Regions from separate parts of the Mus musculus genome. Here region 2 is linked to region 1. A link is a loop called in an ENCODE intact Hi-C map of the cell type or tissue named here. Cell type or tissue: gastrocnemius. All regions are shown on one strand. Links, peaks and the distances in the headings refer to the core of each region. The heading gives the core; the rest is flanking DNA.

Evidence for each region. Hi-C counts contacts between places; a loop is a spot of excess contacts. Peaks named below come from ENCODE experiments on the same cell type or tissue, not always from the same donor. Only the 100,000 strongest peaks of a DNase experiment are listed, where the experiment ranks them.
Region 2: it touches region 1 in a loop (2.2-fold over the local background); 3 of 42 quality-filtered maps call a loop at or near these places.

The regions. Positions count from the first base shown.
Region 1 is chr2:154,851,233-154,861,996 of GRCm38, forward strand. Raly (hnRNP-associated with lethal yellow) reads left to right here. Exons shown (of 8, transcript NM_001139511.1): 2 at 6,037-6,301; 3 at 8,446-8,518; 4 at 10,608-10,764. The coding sequence starts at 6,046. Among named protein-coding and RNA genes, the nearest start is that of Eif2s2, 36 kb to the right of the region's middle. In gastrocnemius, for the core only: a CTCF peak has its summit at 4,386 (motif pointing left); a DNase peak (open chromatin) is centred at 4,376.
Region 2 is chr2:154,760,026-154,770,789 of GRCm38, forward strand. The region is part of intron 2 of Gm38598 (a long non-coding RNA gene); the gene reads left to right. It also overlaps the pseudogene Gm14214. Among named protein-coding and RNA genes, the nearest start is that of Gm38598, 16 kb to the left of the region's middle. In gastrocnemius, for the core only: a CTCF peak has its summit at 5,008 (motif pointing right); no DNase peak of the experiment used is centred there; H3K27ac peaks cover 428 bases.

The sequences.
Region 1 (10,764 bases), core at 1,236-9,235:
AACCTTTGGAACTATTTATCCAAACCATAACATCCCTCCCACCCCCTTCATTCCTTTTCCTTTTCTCTTTTTGTTGTTGTTATTACTTGAAACAGGGTTTCTCTGTGTAACCTGGCTGTTGTGGAACGTCATCTGTAGACTGGAACTCAAGAGATCTGCCTGCCTTCTGCTTTCTGGAGTGCTGGGATTAAAGGCATGGATCACCACCACATGGCAACATTCTTTTTCTTAATACCTACCAGCACTTGACATTAGACTGGTTAATATTTAACTTTTATTTCCTTTTTTAAATTTCTTTTATTATTTATTTAGGTAGTATTTTGAGACAGGGTCTCTTAACGTAGACCTGACTGTCCTGGAACTTGCTGTATAGACGAAGTATATTTGGGTTCTGTAGAGGAATAGAACTTACAGAATGAATCTCTCTATATTTTACAGAAAGGGTATTTATTAGAATGACTTAAAGGGTGTTGTCCAGCTAATCCAACAATGGCTGTCTTGAACAGAAGGTCCCAAGAATCTAGTAGTTGTTCAGTCTGTGAGGCAGGATGTCTCAGCTGGTCCTCAGTATACACTGGAATCCCAAAGAGGTAGGATCTGATGCAGTGAAGGAATGGACTTGCTAGCAGAAGTGAGAGCAGGCAAAGAGAGTGAGCTTTCTTTCATGTCTTTTATGTAGGTTGCCAGCAGAAGGTGTGACCCAGATTAAAGGTGGATCTTCTAATCTCAGAAGATCTGGATTGAAGGTCTATTTTTCCACCTCAGAGATTCAGATTAGAAGTGGGTCTTCCCAGTTAAGATGATTTAATTAAGAAAAATCCCCAGGCCAGGTGTGGTATTGCATGCCTTTAATCTTAAAACTTGGGAGGTAGAGGCAGACAGACTGATTTCTGAGTTCGAGCCCAGCCTGGTCTATAAAACAAGTCCAGGACAGCCAGGGCTACACAAAGATACCCTGTCTTGAACCATTATCCCATCCCCCAAAAAAAGGAAAAAAAAAAAGGAGGAGGAGAAGAAGAAAGAACGAAAACAGAAGAGAAATCCCTCAGTGCCCAGCTGCTTGGGCTTTATCTAGATACAGTCAGATTGACAACTAGGAATGGCTATCACACTGGGCTTACCTTTAACTCACAGAGTTCTGCCTGCTTCTGCTTCTAGAGTGCTGAAAATTAAAGATGTGTATCACCAGGCCTGACCTAATATTTTATACTTAAACTTTTAAAAAATATATAATTTTTATTTTATGTTCATTGGTGATTTTACCTGCATGTATGTCTGTGGAAGGGTACTGGAAACCCTAGAACTAGTTATAGACAGGTGTGAGTTGCCATGTGGATGCTGGGAAGTGAATCCTGGTCCTCTGGAAGAGCAGCCAGTGTTCTTAACTACTGAGCTATCTTTCCAACCTCTGACTTAAATTTCTTTAAAAATTCCATGTATGTATGTATGTATGTATGTATGTATGTATGTATGTAGTCAGTCAGTCTGTCTGTCTGTGGGTGCACATGTGGATGTCAGAACAGCAGGCCAGAAATGGTTCTCTTGTAAATGTCCTATAGATATAACAAGCATAGGTCTTCAGGCTTGGTGGCATGTGTCTTTACCAGCTGGGCCATCTCACTGGCTTCCTGGGTACTCTCTCTGGCCATAGAAGAATAGCTTCACCATTGAGGATTTTGAAGCCTAATAAGTGTGAGGGACACGGCCAAGCCTACAAGTTGACAGGACTAGCTTTGGAACTCAATTCTACCTAACTCAAAAGTTTATGTTGGTCTATTTCATTTTATTTTGTCTTTGTTTTGAGGAAAAACAAAACTAACAATCAAAAGCTAGGTTCCAAGAAAAAAAGACTTTTAGTTTTTGAGACAGGGTCTCACTATGTAGCCCTGGCTGGCCCGGAACTCACTGTGTAAACTACTCTGACCTCAGCTACTGCTGAGATTAAGGGCATGTGCCACCATACTTGGTGCAAGAGGGCTTCCTGACAAACAGAGTACTATTTTTTTTCCTCAGCAAGGTCAGCATGGGGAACACTCAATAATGGTTGTTAAATATGAGGTATAGAAATTGGGCAGTAATAGAAATGGTATAATCCTGTATCTTTTGAATAGTTTGTTACAGATGCAATGGAGCACTTTCACATCGATTAGCCTATTTGATGACAAGGCAGGTCTGAAAAGATAATTAGGGAGATGCTTTCTGTTTTCAGAATAAGGGTGTTATTGTTTGTAGAAATGGCATGATTTGTTTGGGTCACATGAACAGACAAGCCAAAGTAGAGCCTCATGGCTCTGTACTGTAGCCAGTTCAGCCTGCGCTTCTGTGTTTGGGTAACTGAGAGCTGGGGTTTCTCTTGGGAGTGGAGATTGTCAGTACTACTTGGGAAATTAGGCCTGTCTGGCCAGTAATGATCATTTGAGCAGTGTTAATGAGTGGGGGCCTGATGAGTTTAATGAGATTAATAGATGTTCTGTCATCCATGGCTGCCTGGTAACCAGGATCTCTGAACTAAGGAGTCCTTAGATACTGATCTGACTGATTGCTTGGCTTTCACCAGAGATAGTCCCATATCACTGACAGCTACTTACTGCTTGCTGTCCCAGGGCTATCTAAGGGCAAAGGGAGGAGAACAGAACCAGAAATAACCCATCAGGACTGGCTAAAACTAAGCAGCATTGGTGCAACAAGACCAAGAGTAGCAACTCCTCCTTGCAGATGAACAAGGAACAGGTCCAGTCGTGGGCAGGTTTAAATGCTAGAGGCAGGGTTGGAAGCCAGAGTCAGGTTTACAGCAGATTAGTCTTGATTGTAGAATGTCAAGTCTCCTTGACTATCAAGTTAGGTAGTTGTTTGCTGAAAACTATATTGATATTTTAGGATTCCCAGAAAGAGTCTAGATGTGGTAGTCCAGTACTTGTGATGAGGTCATTCTGGGCTATATAGCAAGTTGAAGGCATGCTATTTTGTCTTTTTAAAAAGCGGAAAGGAGCTGGGCAGTGGTGGCACACGCCTTTAATCCTCGCACTTGGAAGGCAGAGGCAGGTGGATTTTTGAGTTCAAGGCCAGCCTGGTCTACAGAATGCCAGGACAGCCAGGGCTGTACAGAGAAACCCTGTTCTCACCTCCCCTCTCCCTCCCCCCCAAAATAGTGGAAAGGAGATAAAGGGGGGGAAAGCATAAAATAGGGGTGTTTTTTAAGCTGGGGATGGTTGGTTTGTGAAGGTGGACATTTGGAAAACTAGGCCTGGAAGCTAGGTAATATGGCACACACTTCTGTAGTACCATTCAACTCTCTAGACATTTGACCTCTTGGGTGTAGGGAATCTACAGAATAACATGCAGCCTGCATGCCACAGCATTATACAAGACTTAAAAATCAACTGGGAGGATACAGACTGGAAGTTTGGGGTTTGGATACCAGAGCATGTTCTACTTAGCAGTCACATGCTACTTCCTGTGTCATCTCTAGAGATGAGAACAGGGTGACATGGTTGACTCTTTGGTGTCCTAAGAATGTGTTCTATTCTGATCACAACTCTAGAATGGTCTCATTGGTGGTGGTATTAGTAGAATAGACAAACATACAGTTATACTAATATTTGATCTTGTAAAAGCCTCCACAGTTTGCAAAGTTCTTTTATATTTATTGTCCCAACTCAGATGAGGAGAGATGGTTGACAGAGCCAACCCTGAAGGACTGTTCTCCAGCAAACCAGTGAATGCTTCCTTAGTGTGTCAGAGGTTCCTAACAGTTTGAGGAGATCTGCAACTAACCTGTCCCTGTCAGATAAATTGCGAAGCTACTGCCATTATATCCAAACTATCATCTCTCCCTCTCCTTTCTCAGTCCATACCCTGGGCCTGGATGGCTCTCTCCTACCAAACAAAGTGGCATCTCTCTGGCTAAAACTTGATAGTTTTGAGCAGGATCAGTCTTCTAGTGTCACACAGGTCCCTTATAAAAGTTGCTTTTTATTTGTGGATGGACAAGGAACCTTTGAATGACTCAGTATCCGATAGGACTGTTGTAACTGAAAAATAGGGATTGTTAAGCATTTCCTGTTGCTTGTGCAGAATGTGGTGTGTGCTCATGGTAATCAAATGAATCTTCTTTGTGTCCCTCACTGCTTTATAAATGGTGGTGATTGTGGTATAAAAGTAAACTTATTAACAAGAGCCGGTCTCTTCCAAGTTCTAAAGATCACACCAGCTCTTCCTTAGTAGCAGCAAGATAAGCTCTGAGCCCCTTGCTTTGATAGTACACATCTGACTCCTGTCAGTCCATCAAGTTTATCATAAACTCAGATCTAGGAGCAGTTTCTTTTCCTTATCAGATGTCATGGTTCAGCTTGTGATTTATTTGAAAACAGTGCCACCAGCTGGTGAGAACCAGCCAACTTGAAGATAGGTTGTCTACAAAGTAGCATACAGAGAAGACATTCAGAAAGATAACAGTTTTCTTCAGCTTGCATTCTTACCTAATTCTCTGACACCCCCTTAATATATATTTTAATATATATTAAGTATAATAAACAGGCAGGCTGATGAAAGGTTTTATTTATTTATTTAAATATATTTTGCTTGGTTAGATGATACTGGAATTGTACAAACCTGCATCAGTAGGCAGAACACAGCCAGTAGGTACAAATGCCAAGTCCAAACTGCAAGCTAATCCTACTGGAATTAATATCTCCTTCTTCTCTTTCTCCTGGGGCTATGCCAAGGTATAAATATACTGCAGAGGGGCCTTGTGAGTTAACTAGCTTGATTGTCAGAATGGAGAGAATGAAGAGTACTTGTAGGGAGGGTCAGTAAGGGCCTGGAGTCTCAGATTTCTTTTTTTTTTTTTTAAAGACAGGATTTCCCAGGCTGATCTGATATTCAACATGTGGGCCAGGTTGGCCTTGAACTCTACCTCTTCTGAGTGCTGGGATTAAAATTGTGCTTCATTGTGGCTAAGGGCATATATTTTAAAAAGTCAGGTATTAAGATATGCATTGTAATTCCAGTGCTGGAGGAGGCAAAGTTAGGCTTGCTGGCTAGGCAGGTTGGCCTATTTAGTGACGTTAGAACAGTGAAAAACAGTCCTACAAGACAAAACAATAGACAGGTAGACAAAGGAGTGGTACCAAAGTTTGTCTGCTGATCTACATGACCTACATCTATATACCCACACAAGAGCAAGTTGCTAACTCGTCTCTAAACCTAACAGATTTCAAATCAGTATAATGTGGATAACCAATAAATTATTAAAGACCATCCTGAGATAAACACGCTATCTTAAGTATTTAAATTGGCTTTACTTCTAGGAAGCAGAGTGATGAAGTTGACAGAAGTGAGTTTTAAACATGTCTAAGTACCTCATATTAGCAAATTAATAATTCTACCAGGTTTTGGTTTTTGTTTTTTTTAACTAGAGTCTGTAGTAAACTATATTTACCCATGAGTTCTTGGGCTTATTCAGTATTATATGCTACCCTTAGCCTGCAGTGAGTACTTGGTAAGGCCTCTGTAAGCACACCTTTTGCAGAATGGCTGGCTCAATGAAGACTTCACTGGCTAGGTTAGTAAGATGAGGTACATTTAGATCAGACTGAGCAATTTTCATAATAGGGGATTGTTCCCTAGCAAGCATCTCTTAAAATTTTCATGTATCCTCTTTGCTATGGTTCTACATTGATGGAACAAAACAAAAAGCTGTAGAAAGTTATTAAAATTAATTTTACAGTGGGGTATTAAGTGGACTGGTGAGTCTCAGCCTTATAATCTTCCAATGTTGGTTTTTCCCACGTGGTATTATGAGAGTACCAAATGAAGGAATGTTATAAAGCACCTAGTATAAGATTAGCAGCCATTGTCAACTCCTGGTAAAGTAGCAAGAAAACAAGATGTATGAACAGAGAGGGATGGGTGCCATAGGGATGAGAGTGTGTAGCAAGGCAAGGAGCAGTCCAGGTCATTAAGGATGTGGGCCATGAACGGAACTGAGCCTAGCCTGGGAACCCAGTTTCACATTGGCATTCATTCTCTTTTCAGGTGAACACCATGTCCTTGAAGATTCAGACCAGCAATGTAACCAACAAGAATGACCCTAAGTCCATCAACTCTCGGGTCTTCATCGGAAATCTAAACACAGCTGTGGTGAAGAAGTCAGATGTGGAGACCATCTTTTCCAAGTACGGCCGAGTGGCTGGTTGCTCTGTGCACAAAGGCTATGCTTTTGTCCAGTATGCCAATGAGCGCCATGCCCGGGCAGCTGTGCTGGGAGAGAATGGGCGGGTGCTGGCTGGACAGACCCTGGGTAAGCTCAACATCTTTCCTCTGAGTAGCTACTACCGAGATTTTAAATTTCCAACAGATAGAAATTATATTTAAAATATAAATTGAGTAATTCTTAAATGAGCGTTAAATAGGGGATTGTTATAGGAGCTCCTTTTCTGCTACCTTGCTTTCTCAGTGCCTCCAGCCCCCTTTTTAGTTGTGTTTCTGGGCATGATAGCACACGCCTTTAATCCCAGCACTTGGGAGGGCAAGTGGATATCTCTCTGAGTTCGGGGTGAGCCAAGGCTACACAAGGAACCCTGTCTCAAACAACAAGTGAGTGTGCATACACATATGTGTATGTGTGTGTGAACTGTGATCCTGTATGGAGGTCAGAGGACAACTTTATGGAGTTGGTTCTCTCCACTTTTATGTGGATTCAAGGATCAGGCTGACTAGACAGATAACGTTTCCCACTGGCCTCCATAGCCTCCCTCCCCCCTCTTTATTTTAACTTTAAAATTTTTTTCATACAATATTTTTTGAGTATTTTTCCCTTCCCTAACTCGTCCTAGATCTACCTAAATGAATAAAAACAAAAAAATCAGATAGACAAAAATGCCAAGTAAAAATTAAAAGTTCCCTCCTCACAAACAAACAAATAAACAAGCAAACATTGATTTATTTTTGTGTTGGCCAGTTGCTCCAGGACATGGGGCCTGTCCTGGTGTATGGTTGATAGATCACTGACAACTGCATTGGAGAAACTGACGTTTCCTTTTGCCAGGAGATACCAATTACACATAGCTTCTTGGGTTGGATAAGGAACCTTTTCCACTTAACCCCTTAGTGCTACGGCCCAGTTGGCTTGAACCTATGTAGGTCCATGTGTGCTGCCACAGCCTCTGTGGGTTTATATGTGCAGTTAGTCCTGTTGTGTCTAGAAGACCCTGTTTGTCTGGAGTCATCTATCACCTCTGACTCTTATAATCTTTTACACCTCTTCTGCGTAGATCCCTGTGCCTTGAGGGGAGTGGTTTGATGAAGACATCCCATTTAGAACTGAGTGCTCCAAAGTCTCACACTGTCCAGTTGTGGGTCTCTGTGTTAATTCCTGGGTATTGCAGGAAGCAGCTTCTCAGATGTGGGCTGAGCAGTGCACTCACTGATCTTGTCTTGTAGTCTCTTAATAACAAGCTCTATCGTTCCAGTTAAAATCTAGATTCTCCATAGAAAGGGAACAAAATGAGTTAGTATGGCTTGTTAACCCATTCTACAGAAGATGTGGGTTAGAACCCTTTCTGAAAGCTATGAGGAGCTATGAATACAAAGACTAAAGGGAAGATACCTGCTCTTGCCATTATTCATCACATACCCGTGAAATAACTGTGTTGGTATCTACCATACAGTGTGTGTGTGTGTGTGTGTGTGTCTGTGTCTGTGTCTGTGTCTGTGTCCGTCTGTGTGTGTCTGTGTCCGTCTGTGTGTGTGTGTCTGTGTCTGTGTCCGTCTGTGTCTGTGCCCACACATGCTCACAGATTTCTTTGTGTTTTAGAAGGGATATCTATATGTACTAGTGAACATGATGTATGTGAAGTGATTGAATGTATAGAGAATATGTGAGCATATACACTTTTGCACATATAAGTTTAGAATGTGTGAGAACATTTGTGAGTATGGAAGCAAATGTGCTCTGTGTGTGTGTGTGTGTGTGTATTTTACTGAATATTACTTGATCTTACAGGCTAAGCACTATCCTAGGTATAGAGATGTTCAGTGTAATGCTCATGAATATTCATTGGCTTCATTGTCTGTAGGCAGCCTGACTATATTTGAGTATAGATGTATCTATGTAAATGACTTTATTACCTGGATATGTATATATGAATGCGTGTATGTGTTCACATATACCTAATTTATATTAACCTAATTGAAAACTTGTATTTATATGGCATATATGGTTTGTGAAGACTTACGTATGTGTCAGAATGTATATGAATATGCAACCGGGTATATCCATGTGATGTCCGAGTATTCTTCTGATGTTTGAATATTAAATGTATGAAGATCTTTGGCTACCTCAGTTCCATGTGTGCACTGTGTAAATACATGGAGGCATGATGATGATGTGTGGACATACCGCTGTCACATCAGCATTCCAACTCTGTTTCTTCCCTCACACAGACATCAACATGGCTGGAGAGCCCAAGCCTAATAGACCCAAGGGGCTAAAGAGAGCAGCAACTGCCATCTACAGGTGGGGCTCTATGTCTGTTTGCATGCACGGGTGGTCCCTCTTCACAGAGGGAGTAAATGCTGATAGTGACAGTGTGCTGAGCTTAGAATTTAGGAAGACTTTTGGAGATGAGGACCTGTGGAGAAGTAGGCTGAGTAGCCATCTCCCTTTGTTTTCCCAGTGGCTACAGCTTTGACTATGATTACTACCAAGACTACTTCTGTGCCAGGTGAGCAGGGAAGGGGCATGTCCAGGTATTAAACAGCCAAACTGGAAGGGTCTTGAGAGTTTGCTGGTATAGCTTACAAAGTCTCCAATTGGGAACTGAAGCATAGAAGTAGGAATGGGTCTTTGCTTCAAGGTTGCTTCACAGATCAGTGACAGAGCTAGGACTAGGGTCTCATTCAGAGCTCTGACATCATACCTAAGTCTCACACTTTGACTGCCTTGGCACCTCCTAGTTCTTGTAGAGTAGGAAAGTATATAGCTAAGAGATGAACACACAGGGCAATTGGAATACAAAACCTAGCACAGTGCCTCACAGGTAGTTCTTGAGCCCTTTATTTAGTCTGAGCCTCTGTAAGTGATCACCCAGCCAAAAAGAAAGCCTACAGATAGTTCAGTCTGACCCTTACTTATTACTGAGAGGTCATCACTGGAGGCCTGAATTAGTCCCTGATAGGTTGTCATCTGTCTTCTAGCCCCAGTCTTACCTTGAAGCTATGGGCTTAATGTAGCCCCAGAGACGTTTGTTTGCTGAGAACAGTTTTCAAACTCATTATCCTCCTGCATCTGCCTGTTGAGTGCAGAGACTACAAGACTAATCACAATACCAGCTCCTGACCAGGTCTTGACTAGAAGTTGTAGTAAAGTTTGAGTCAGACCTCTTCTTCCTTCTTTCTCCCTCAGACAGCCTAGGGAAAAGAATTTTTCTGAACCATTTTCTCTGCTGTGAGTGTTTTCAGTAAATAATGTGGTACAGTGGAAAGTGCTAGAGCCCAGAAGGGAGGAGATTGTATGCTAATCTAAACTCTGCCAGTGAATGGATTATCTGGCTTTTGGCAAATTCCCATTCTACTAGTCAGTAAGACAGGCTTACACCAAGTGACCTCTCAGGATTCCTGTATCTCTGGAATTCTATGGTTCTGTGATTTCTGACCAAGGCCAGAGTCATCACCTCCTCTCGTGGGTCAGGTCAAATGCAGGATCAGGTATTGCATTCATTCCCAGAGACTGATCACCATCTGCCACCAGTTGCAGGACTCTTTGAAAAGAGCACCAAAAAATTGGACTTTTTGAGTTTCATACTGATGGCAGCTACCATGACTAATTCAGAAAATAGTTCCTGACCAAGGCTGTGGTTCCCTTCAGAACCGTGGTAATAGCAGACTTGGTGGGAGAGCTTCCTACTTAGTCTTCTAAGTTTTTGTCTTGTATTCAGAAAAAGTAGCCCTTCTGGAGAGGGCCAGGTTTTGATATTAGCGTGAGAACACACAATCTGGAAGCTTTGGATCTAATTTATATGCCCACCCTTGAAATGCTGTTAAGTTCTTGGCCTGTATCTGAAGAAAAAGTGTGCTGAAGTGGTCCACAGGAAAGAAAGGCCTTAGAGTCTGGAGTCCTGGGCTTCTCTGTTGGGTAATCAGTTCCCTGGTGTCCTGGATTTCACTTGTTAAACCTTCTCAGGTGTTTTTAACCAGGTTCTCATGTTCTACCCTTACTGTACACACAGGTAGACCGTGAATAGCCATCCTCACTAAGTAGTTGGGAAAACCAAGGTTCAGAGGGTGGAAGCTCATGCTGTTGTGAGATTTACAAACTGATGGTGGCAGTTGTGAGTAGAGGGCAGGCCTCAGTGACCTCAGGACAGGCTCCTTTCTGACACTGAGCTGTTTGTTCCTACACCGCTTCTCTTGGCCTGCCTGGGAGTAAGGTGGGAATAGTAAGGATTTCATCAGCCTTCAGGCTCCAGAAAGCCCTTTTCACACCAGGGCTTCTTGGAAGACCATTCCTCCCTGGCCCTCACAGGCTACACAGGTAAAGCTAGTGTTGTAGTGCCTACTGGTAGTCACAGGCCATGCTGCAGCCTCTGGTCTATTTACCTTCACAGGCTGTTTGATTATCGAGGCCGCCTTTCTCCAGTGCCTGTGCCCAGGGCAGTTCCGGTGAAGCGACCCCGTGTTACAGTCCCTTTGGTTCGCCGTGTCAAAACTACGATACCTGTCAAGCTCTTTGCCCGCTCCACAGCTGTCACTACTGGCTCAGCC
Region 2 (10,764 bases), core at 1,447-9,446, 91 kb before region 1:
TGTCAGAGGGTCAAACTGTGAGGGCAAGACAAAGAGGTGATTTCAGGAGAAGGAGCCAGTGAGGGGTTTAACTGTCAACTTGACACGGCCCAGAGTCATCTGAGAGGGGGCTCTCCATTGAAGAATGGCCTAGCTCAGACTAGCCTATGGGCATGTCTATGGGGGAATGTCTTGACTGTTGGTTGATGTAGTAGAGTCCAGCCTGATGTCGGGTCCCCTCCACAGGTGGGACTGGGCTATATGAACAGAAGCTGGTTAAACACGAGCCTGGGAGTAAGCCAAGGAGCAAAGCTCCGCCAGGTTTCCTTACTCCAAAGGCTTGGGGCTTTGTTCTGACTGCCCTTCACAGTAACAGACTGTGACCCAAAACTGTAAGACAAATTTGTAAGACAAATAAGCCCTTTCCCCTCTAAGTTGATTTTGCTCGAAGCATCTTATCAGAGCAACAGAAGGAAGCTAGGACAGTGGTGTGGGGGTGATCAAGAGAACTCACATGCCTGGGCCAGGAACAACTCGGACAATCCCATCTGGAGTGCTTGAGTGATTAGATCCTACCCATCTGCTTAGCTCTTGATCACTGCTCTCAGCCTCTGCACCAGGTAGCACCATGCCCAGGGACTTACCTTTATGGGAGATGTCACTAGGATTCTTGCTCTCTGACTTTTTGTTGTCCTGAGGAAGACTTGTGGGGTCTAAGAAGGAGTGAAATGGAGAAATGAGGTTTATTTCCTGGAAGAGGCTCTTCTTCCTTGTCAGTTATTTTCATAGCTCCATAAGCATCATTTTGTCTTGGCCCTGTAGTCTTCCTCCTTCCCTCAAATGTTGCAACCTCTTGGGTGGCTTCACAGCACTGATGGATTCCCTAAATCCTTCCTCCACCTTAACATGTGCCTTGATGGCTCCATTCCAGCATCATCTCCTTCCTGAGGAGACTCAGTAGCAACCACGTGAGCCAGTGTCTTGAAAAGGGCACCTGTGAATTTTCAGGGATTATTGTTCCTCCTTGATACACACCTTTCGATTCTCATCCTCTTGTCTGGAGACATTCCTCCCAGTCTTGGTGGAAATTAGAGCTTGCTCCCATGTAGAATGTGTATGTGCTGGCCTCCCTTGCAGCTAGGTTTTGGATATATGACCCAAGCTCTGTCAACCAGAGGCACTAACTAGACTTAGAATCAGAGACACAAAGACACAGGGATATTGAGGAGGTGGTCCCTGTCTCTAGGGATAAGCCAGGCAGTAGGAACAGTGACTGTTCCTTAAGATCAGCTCTGAGGAACCCTTACAGAGGCCTGATGAGGATTCTAGCATCCTAGGTCACGGGTCCCTGTGTTTCTGCCATCAGTATCCAGGCTCAAATTCCTTTGCCTCCTAGCAGGTTCAAACTCTGTAGTTTCCTATTCTGCTTAGATTCAAGTCAGCTTATCACTTGCATTTATGAGTCCCAGCTGGAGGAGGTTTCCTACCCTAGATGTGTACTATAGTCAGGCTTCATCCCTGCCTCCCTCTCTGGTCCTTCCTCAGTTTTCCCTCTGTACCTGTCTCCTCTATGTACCTGTACTGTTATTTTCCAGCTGTGCATTGGGGACAGGGTCTCATTTACCCCAGGCTGAATGCCCCCTGAGTCCACCATCCTGCATGTCTGCTCCACCTGAACAGATAAGTCTTTATTCACAGGAAGGCTGTGCACACTGAATTAGGAGGCATCCACTCTAATGGATCTAAATCCCGTCTGAAAAGCTTTCTAACTGTGAAGTTGGAATTCAAGTTACTGCACCTCAGTGAACTCTCATCTCCTTATTTGTCCAGTGGGAGAGATCTTGTTTTGAGGACTGGGTAAGGAAACTTGTGGGTGGAGCCCTCACTAAGCAGCCTGGCTCCTCGTAACCATCAATAACAGCTTCTATTATCTTTATACACACCATTATCATCACCATCATCATGATTCAAAGGCCTTATGGAGCCTACTTAGAACAGGCAACATCAACTCAAATACCAGCAGGAGTCAGGCAAGCATCAGGGACAAGTGCTGGCGAGCCGTGTACACAAACACACTGGCACAAGGTGGGAGCTAGAGAGAGTGTGAGAGCCACATCTGTCTCATGGGGGAAGCCACTGCTCAGCAACATCCATTTACTGCCAAGTGGACTGTGATCTCAGTGATGCCAGGCTTCGTACACTATTTCAAGCAAAGCCAGAAACTCGGATCTTTATAGAAAGCTTTACAAAAAGCTATGCACACACCATACTGAAGTCAGAACAGGCTGCAGAGGTCAGTTTGTGTTTCTTCATGTGGGTCTCTAGGTTCACTTTAAATTGTCAGGCAACAGCCTGGTTAGGTTGGGTCCATTTCATCAGCACAGGAAGCGATAGCCACGCCCCCTGCCTAGCCAGCATAGAGTGTGGTAGACATTCCCCAACTCAGGAGTGTGGTCCAAGGCATACTGCAGAGAAGAGAGGTAAGAACTGCGGTCATGCCCCAACAGTTGCTTCTCTGTGAATGCCAGGTGCACTGGGAGCAAGGCTTCAGGATGTCAATGAGCCCCAGTAACTGCCAGCTTAAGAGGGGCTTAGATGCCAGGCAGTGGTGGTGCATGCCTTTAATCCCAGCACTTGGGAGGCAGAGGCAGGCGGATTTCTGCGTTCGAGGCCAGCCTGGTCTACAGAGTGAGTTCCAGGAGAGCCAGGGTTACACAGAGAAACCCTGCCTCGAAAAAAAAAATAAAAAAGCAAAGAGAGGGCTCAGACTCATCTTACTTCTGCATGTCCAGAGGTATGAAGACCAGGGTTTGGACACAGATTAAGTTTATCTACAGGATCTCAGGCTTCCCTCGTCTTTTCTTAACATGGAAGACTTTGCCTTATTGGTTGCAGGATAGCTACAACTATGACCATCATGATTATGTTCTAGACAGGGAGAAAAGAATGTGGTAAGACGTGATTCTGACGCGAAGGTTTCCCAGAAATTCCAGCATATTTCTTTTTCCATCTCACCGGCCAGAGCTGCTTCCCACATCAATACCTAGTCACAAAGGAAATGAGAATGGGATCTCTTTAGATCGTTACATGACAGACCCAAACAGTATCAGGTTTCTGTTAATTGGAGACAAAGAGAGAATGGCGTCAGAATAGGCCACCATTAGCCTCTGAGGCCCCCTATGAATGCAGACTTCCGAGCCTGACCCTAGCCAAGTACTGAAGACCTCAGCCTGCACTGGATTGGAGCCACAGGACAAGAAGTGATTGGATCTCAGTTTGAAACCTATGGCTTGTGCAGCAGAAAAAAAATATGGGAGTGGTTTTGGAACGCAACCAAGCTGGCCTGATCCAAGGCTGGCACACCAGCTTTGGGCCCACCACTGTTCTCCTTCTCCTGTAACACTCTCTAGCACTCCTGTTATCTGGGCTGCCCCACCCAGGCCTAAGCAGGGTGGGGAGACCCTGTGATTAACACCACTAGCAGGTCTAGGAGGCACCCGAGAGAGACATTCTGAGAGAAATATGTCAGCAGCACAACTGGTTTATAATGTGTATTAATCCCTGACATGTAATTTGAGTAATATATGTAAAGCAGAAAGTTCAGGCGCTGATTTAGGGGCCTTATTATTACCCTGTCAGCAGAATTCATGTTCTATTTGCACAGAGCTCTGGGTCCAGAATCTCATCCAGGGTGACGGGGAGGAGGAGGTTTTCTGATGGATGCCAGCTGATAGCAGGGTAGAAGTGGATGCTGTTGGGGACACCATGTCTGTCAGTCAAGTGCTCCGAGCTCCCAGCAGGGTTTCCAGGTATCCGCCTGGCCCAGGGAGCTATGGAACAAAACCAAGTTCCTTTTCCTGGGCCTTGGAGCAGACCCATGCTCATCCCTCAAGTCGTCTACAAAGTCATGGGGTTTGGAATTCAAAGCCAACTTGGCCACTTTATTATTGTGTGACTTTGGCTACGTTTTTCCAGCTTTCTGATTTCAGTTTGCATCTCTGCAAGTGAGGATCATAATAGCATCCATCTAACTGAGGGCTTAAATAAAAACACTTACTGAGGACAAGGTGGAATTCTAAGTGTTTTGACATGTATTCTCATTGAATCCCCATAGCAACCTGATAAGATGGATGTATGATTGTCCTTGAAGGCATAAGAGAAGCGAAGTAACTAGTTCAAGGTCACAGAGCAAATGACTGATGGAGCTTAAAGTTACCCTCTGTAATGCTTCAACGGACTATGTATCTCCTAACAAGGAGGCAGTAAGGGTTATTCGTTAGTCCAGTGATATCCAATAGGACTTTCTGTGCTAACGGAAATATTTTATAATTCTATGCTGTCCAGTATAAGAGCCCTTCTTGCCACAAGGGGCTAGTGAATATTTGAATATGGCTAGCTTGATAGAAGACCCTGAGTTTTTATTTAATTGTAGTTTCTTTAGACATAGTGATTGGTGGACATGCAACTCCAGATTCTCCCATGGTCTCGGACCACACTAATGGGGCTTAGCTCTGACAACTGTTGGCTTAGACTCCCAGAGCTCCCGGTCTATATTAGCAAGACTTCTGTAGAAAAGGCCACACACAGCCAGGCATGGTGGCCCACACTTGTAATCTCAGCTCTCAGGAGGATTGCCACAAGTTTGATGCCAATCTGATTTATATGGTAAGTTTACATGGCAAAACTTCATCTAAAACAAAACAAAACAAAACAAAACAAAAAAACAAACAAACAAAAAAATCAATGAAATCAAACCAAACCAAAAGACCACCAAGAACAGGGCTGGGGGTGGGGATGGCTCAACTGGTTAAAGCATTTGTCTTGCAAGCACAAGGTCATGAATTGGATTCTCAGAGTCCATGCTTAAAACAAAACAAAAATCAAAACAAAACCCCGGTTCTGGGGAAGGAAGTGAGGACAGCTGGATTGCTGGGGCCTTCCAGAGGTCCCACTTAAAAAGCTTGAGTGAGCAGGCTCATCCTCTCTATCTTGTCTGCCCTGTAAGGGCTCAAGAGTGCCTCTTCCAAGTGTCCCTCCAGGTGGCAGCAACAAGGTGCTGTCCTGGAAGGACAAAACAGCCTTCCTCAGACACCCATTCTGTCAGCGCCTTCATTTCAATTTCCCAGCTTTGGGAGCTGTGAGTCAATTGGTTTCTGCCCAGGACGAACACTCTGAGCTATTGGGTGCTCAGGGTCCCTGGCTGGGGCTGGAGAGAAGCTTTGTTTGGTAGAGGGCCAGCCATGTACGCATAAGGACTAACTCCCATCCAAAAAGCTGGGCATGGTGATATGTTTGTAACCCCAGCACTGAGGAGGTGGAGACAGGAGGATTCCTGGAACTCACTGCCTGCCCAGCCTAGATAATGATGAGTCCCAGGTTCTAGTGAAAGAACATTTCAAAAACAAGGTGAAGAGCCCCTGAGGAAGGATACCCAAGGTTAACCTTTGACCTGCGCGCGCGCGCACACACACACACACACACACACACACACACACCCTCCCCCTCCCCCCTCACACACACACTCACACACACACACACACACACACTTCCCAGGTTCTTTAGAGAGTCCTGGGAACCTAGCTACTGTCTCTGCCAATGAGCTTATATGACAGACACAGGCTCTGACCTTTCACTCTTGGACCTGGCAGGCTAGTGGGGAAGATGATGTTATACAAATGGCCACTCAGCTAATTCCAGAGGACTGGTGATTCTTTGACTTTACGACGGGTTTGTTGGGTCACAACCCCATCATAAATGGAGTAGCATGTATATTTATAACAGTTAATTAAAGGATCATCTGAGTGTGTGCCAACACTGCAAGTCATCAAATGGGAGTTAGAGGAAGTGCTTGGGGAAGCCTGACCCAGCAGCTGTGCCGGCCTCCAGGGAAGGGACCGCTTCAGACGCTCTCAGAAAAGAGAAGGAACTTGAATTTAGGTGTAGAGAGTTAGAAGCTGCAGCCAGCCGTGGTGGGCCGTGCCTGTGAGCGCACCTACTCCAGAGGCCAAGGCTGCTGCCCAGCTTGGATAACATGAACTACTGACTCAGGAAAGTGGGGTCGGGACTAGGGAGATGTGTTATTGATGTGCCACCCTGAATACTGGAGTTAAATATCCAAACCCATGTGGAAGGAGAGAAGAGAACTGGCTCACCCACTTGTCGCCTTCTTCTTCTTCTTCTTCTTCTTCTTCTTCTTCTTCTTCTTCTTCTTCTTCTTCTTCTTCTTCTTCTTTTTCTTCTTCTTCTCTTACTTCTCCTCCTCCTCCTCCTTCTCCTCCTCCTCCTCCTTGTCCTTCTTCTTCTAATAAATCTTTTTTAAAGATTTATTTATTTATTATATGTATATGAGTACACTGTCACTATTTTCAGCCACACCAGAAGAGGGCATCGGATCTCATTACAGATGGTTGTGAGCCACCATGTGGTTGCTGGGAATTGAACTCAGGACATCTGGAAGAGCAGTCAGTGCTCTTAACCACTGAGCCATCTCTTCAGCCCTCCATTTTTGTTTTTTTGTTTTTGTTGTTGGTGGTGGGTTTTTAATTTTTTGTTTGTTTTTTAGACAGGGTTTCTCTGTGTAGCCCTGGATGTCCTGGAACTCACTCTGTAGACCAGGCTGGCCTCGAACTCAGAAATCTGCCTGCCTCTGCCTCCGGAGTGCTGGGATTAAAGGCGTGTGCCACCACGCCCGGCTCAGCCCTCCATTTTTTACTGTTGTGGTTTTTGTTTTCTTAAGATAGGGTCTCCTGGGGCTGGTGAGATGGCTCAGTGGGTTAGAGCACCCGACTGCTCTTCCGAAGGTCTAGAGTTCAAATCCCAGCGACCACATGGTGGCTCACAACCATCTGTAACGAGATCTGACTCCCTCTTCTGGAGTGTCTGAAGACAGCTACAGTGTACTTACATATAATAAATAAATAAATCTTTAAAAAAAAAAAAGATAGGGTCTCCTGTAGCCTAGGCTAGCCTGGAACCCACTCTGTAATTGAGATGATCTTCTTGGTTCCTCAAGGTGCTGGGAATCCAGATCAGGGCTTTGCACAGGCTAGCAAGCACTCTACTGACATATCCCCAGCCCCTAGCTCCTCTTCAAGAAATCGCTTGATTGATTGATTGATGATTGATTGACTGATTGTTTGATTGTGGTGTTGGTTTGAATATGATCGGTCCATGGGAAGTGTGGCCTTATTGAAGGAGGTGTGGCCTTGTTAGAGGAAGTGTGTTACTGTGGAGGCCCGTGGAAGCCGAACCTCCTCCTGGCTGCCCTCAGATCGAGATATAGAACTCTCAGCTCCTTCTCTAACACCATGTGTGCCTGCAGGCTGCCATGCTCATGATGATAATGGACTGAACCCCTGCAGCTGTAAGCCAGCCCCAATTAAATATTGTCCTTTATAAGAGTTGTGTTGGTAAGGGCCGGGTGTGGTGGCACATGCCTTTAATCCCAGCACTTGGGAGGCAGAGGCAGGTAGATTTCTGAGTTTGAGGCCAGCCTGTTCTACAGCGTTCCAGGACAGCCAGGGCTATACAGAGAAACCCTGTCTCAAAAAAACAAAAACAAACAAACAAACAAAAGAGTTGTATTGGTCATGTCTCTTCACAGTAATAAGACCCTAACTAAGACAATTTTTTTTTCATTATGTAGCTTTGGTTGTCCTGAAACTCACTATGTAGATCAGGCTGGCCTTGAACTCCTGCCTCTGCCTCCACACTTGGATTAAAGACGTTCAATATTATGTCCAGCAAAAAATTACTTTAATTAGTTTCTTTGTGTTCTCTTAGACTTTTTTTTTTAAGATTTATTTATTATTATATCTAAGTACACTGTAGCTGTCTTCAGATGCACCAGAAGAGGGCGTCAGATCTCATTACGGATGGTTGTGAGCCACCATGTGGTTGCTGGGATTTGAACTCAGGACCTTTGGAAGAACAGTCGGTGCTCTTAACCACTGAGCCATCTCTCCAGCCCTCTCTTAGACTTTTCTGTGCATTCCTTGTATAGAAATACCCCACATTCTTGAAAAAAAATTCCTTCCTCCCTCCTCCTTTTGTTAGCTGTGTGTGTGTGTGTGTGTGTGTGTGTGTGTGTGTAGGTGCTGAAACTTGTACTCAGGGGCTTACACATGCCAGGCATGTGCTCTGTCACTAAAGTACCCCCTCCCCAACCCTCACAAGGATCTCGTGTATTGCCATTTTATGCCAGAGTCAACGTCCTCTCCTCTCTTTCTCCTACCTCCTCTTCCCTTTCGACGACCTGGAAGCTACTGATATGTTCTATATTTCTTTCTTTCTTTTTTGTTTCTTTGAGTTTTTTGTTATTGTTTGTTTATCTGATTTGAGACAGGGTTTCTCCTTGTAACCCTGCCTGTCCTAGAACTGGCTCCATAGACCAGGCTGGCCTTAAACTCAGAGATCCAAGTGCCTCTGCTTCCCAACGAAAGGCATGCACACCACCACTGCCCGGCTTTGCTCTCCCCCTCCCCTCCCCCTCCCTCTCCCCTTCCCTCCATCTCTCTCTTGTTTATTTGCTTTTGGTTTTCAAAGACAGGGTCTCACTATAACACTGGCTAACCTCTAATCCACAGCCCAGGCTGACCTCACACTTGCGAGCCTTCTACCTCTGCCAAGTGCTGAAATGACAGGTGTGTGCCACCTACACCAAGCTCTCTTCCCCAGCCCTGTAATTTTGTCATGTGAACAATATTCTACAGATGGAATAACACAGCAGCACATGATCCTCTGGGATTGACTTCCCCTTTTCATTTATATTTATTTCTTACGTGTGTGGGGGTGGGGTGGATCTATATGCAGGTGCACAGCTATGCACAGCTGTACGCATACACAGGGGTGGCTGGAAGAGGGAGGACATGGGGGTTCCTCCTCCATCATTTCCTGCCTGCTCCTTTCAAACAGGATTTCTCCCTGAGCCCAGTGCTCTCGTTTTCCGGCTAGGCTGGAAACCATCAAGATGCAGCAGTCTCTCTCTGTCTCCTCTGCCCAGTTTTGGATCTGGGGTTCCAGCCAAGCATAGAAATGCCCGGCTTGTTCCTTGGGTGCTGGGATCTGAACTCTAATCCTCACGATGATGCAGCAAATGCCCAGCCCCTGAGCCATCTCTCCAGCCGCTAGGATTGACTTTTTAACTAAGTGGAGTTCTCAGGCAGTTCAGCCAGGTTCTTACATAGTTCTTTTTTCTTTTTCTTTTTTTAATTTTGTAATTATATTTATGTACAGAAAACTTAGTGTACATTTAACCCAGTTTAGTGGCGAGTTCTTTAGCCTTTACCTTCTCCAGCTTGGCAACGCGAGCCACAGACTTAGAACCCAGGACGTTGCCTCCCCAGTGGTGACGGATCTTGTCATATCTGTCATTATAATTGGTCCTAATAGATTCCACCAACTTAGCCAGAGCGCCCTTGTCTTCCGAGTTAACCTGTGTGAAGGCAACAGTGGTGAATGTTTTCCTGTGGACCAGGTGTCCCAGCCTGGCCTTTCCCTTGATGATGCAGTAGGGCACCCCCATCTTTCGACACAGGGCAGGCAGGAAAACCACTGGCTCAGAGGGATCTACATCATGGGCAATCACCACCAGCTGAGCCTTCTTGTTCTCCACCAAGGTGGTGTTGGTATTGACTCCTGCTCGGAGGACAGGTGGTCTCTTAGTTGGGACATCCCCTTTGCCTGCAGCTTTCTTCTCAGCACGGGCCAGTAGCCTTTGCTTCTTCTCTTGCTTATGGGCAAGCTTAAGCAGCTGAGTAGCTGTTTGTCTGTCCAGGGCCTGGGTGAACTGGTTAATGGCAGGAGGTACTCCGAGCTGCTTATACAGGATGGCTCTTTGCTGCTGCAGGTTGATGTAGCAGGGCCATTTGACAAAGTGTGTCAGATCTCTTTTGGGCTGGATGTCCTGCCCAATGCCAAAGTTCTTTTCTCAAACAAAGGATTGACCACCTTTTTGGCCTCCTGTTTCTTGACAATGGTGGGGGCTGGGGCCACCTTCTTCCCCTTGGCCTTCTTTCCTTTGGGCATCTTGCTTGTCTGGTGGAGAGAGCATGCACATTTCTTTTTATGGAGAACTTGTCTGCCATGGTATGGCTATTCTGTAGCTTTTTAAATTAGTCACCCATTGAAGTTTTAGGCTACTGGGCCCTTGAGATGGCTCAGTGGATAAAGGTACTTGCTATCAAATCTGGTGACCTGAATTTGATTTCCTGAACTCATCTTGCCTATTGTCTTCTGACCTCCACACACACCACAGCACACTCTTGTTTATGAAAGCCCTCAATAAACACACACACACACACACACACACACACACACACACACACACACGTAATAACTTTTGAACCGTTGTTAACAAAACTGCATGTGTCCAGATTCTCATATGGATATAGGCATTCATTTCTCCAGGACAAATGCCCAAGTATGCAATGACTGGGTTGTACAGAGTTGCATATTTAGTAGTAGCAAAACACACACAGCAAAATTTACCCCTCCGAGTACTTTCAAATACAGAGTCAATGGCATTAAGCACACTGACATTTTTACAAACCATCCTCATCATCATTTGTCACCAGAACACTTTTATTCTGCAAAACTGAAACTCTGTACCTCTTATTACACAGTAACATCCCCTTTCTCTGTCTCCTATAACCTCACAACCACCTACATATATGCACATCTATATACCTACATGTCATACACATACACACGCATACCTATTTAACTACCAAGCTTTTCCTGGGTAGCCTGACCATTTAATATTCTCAGCGTTGATGTAGGAGTGGC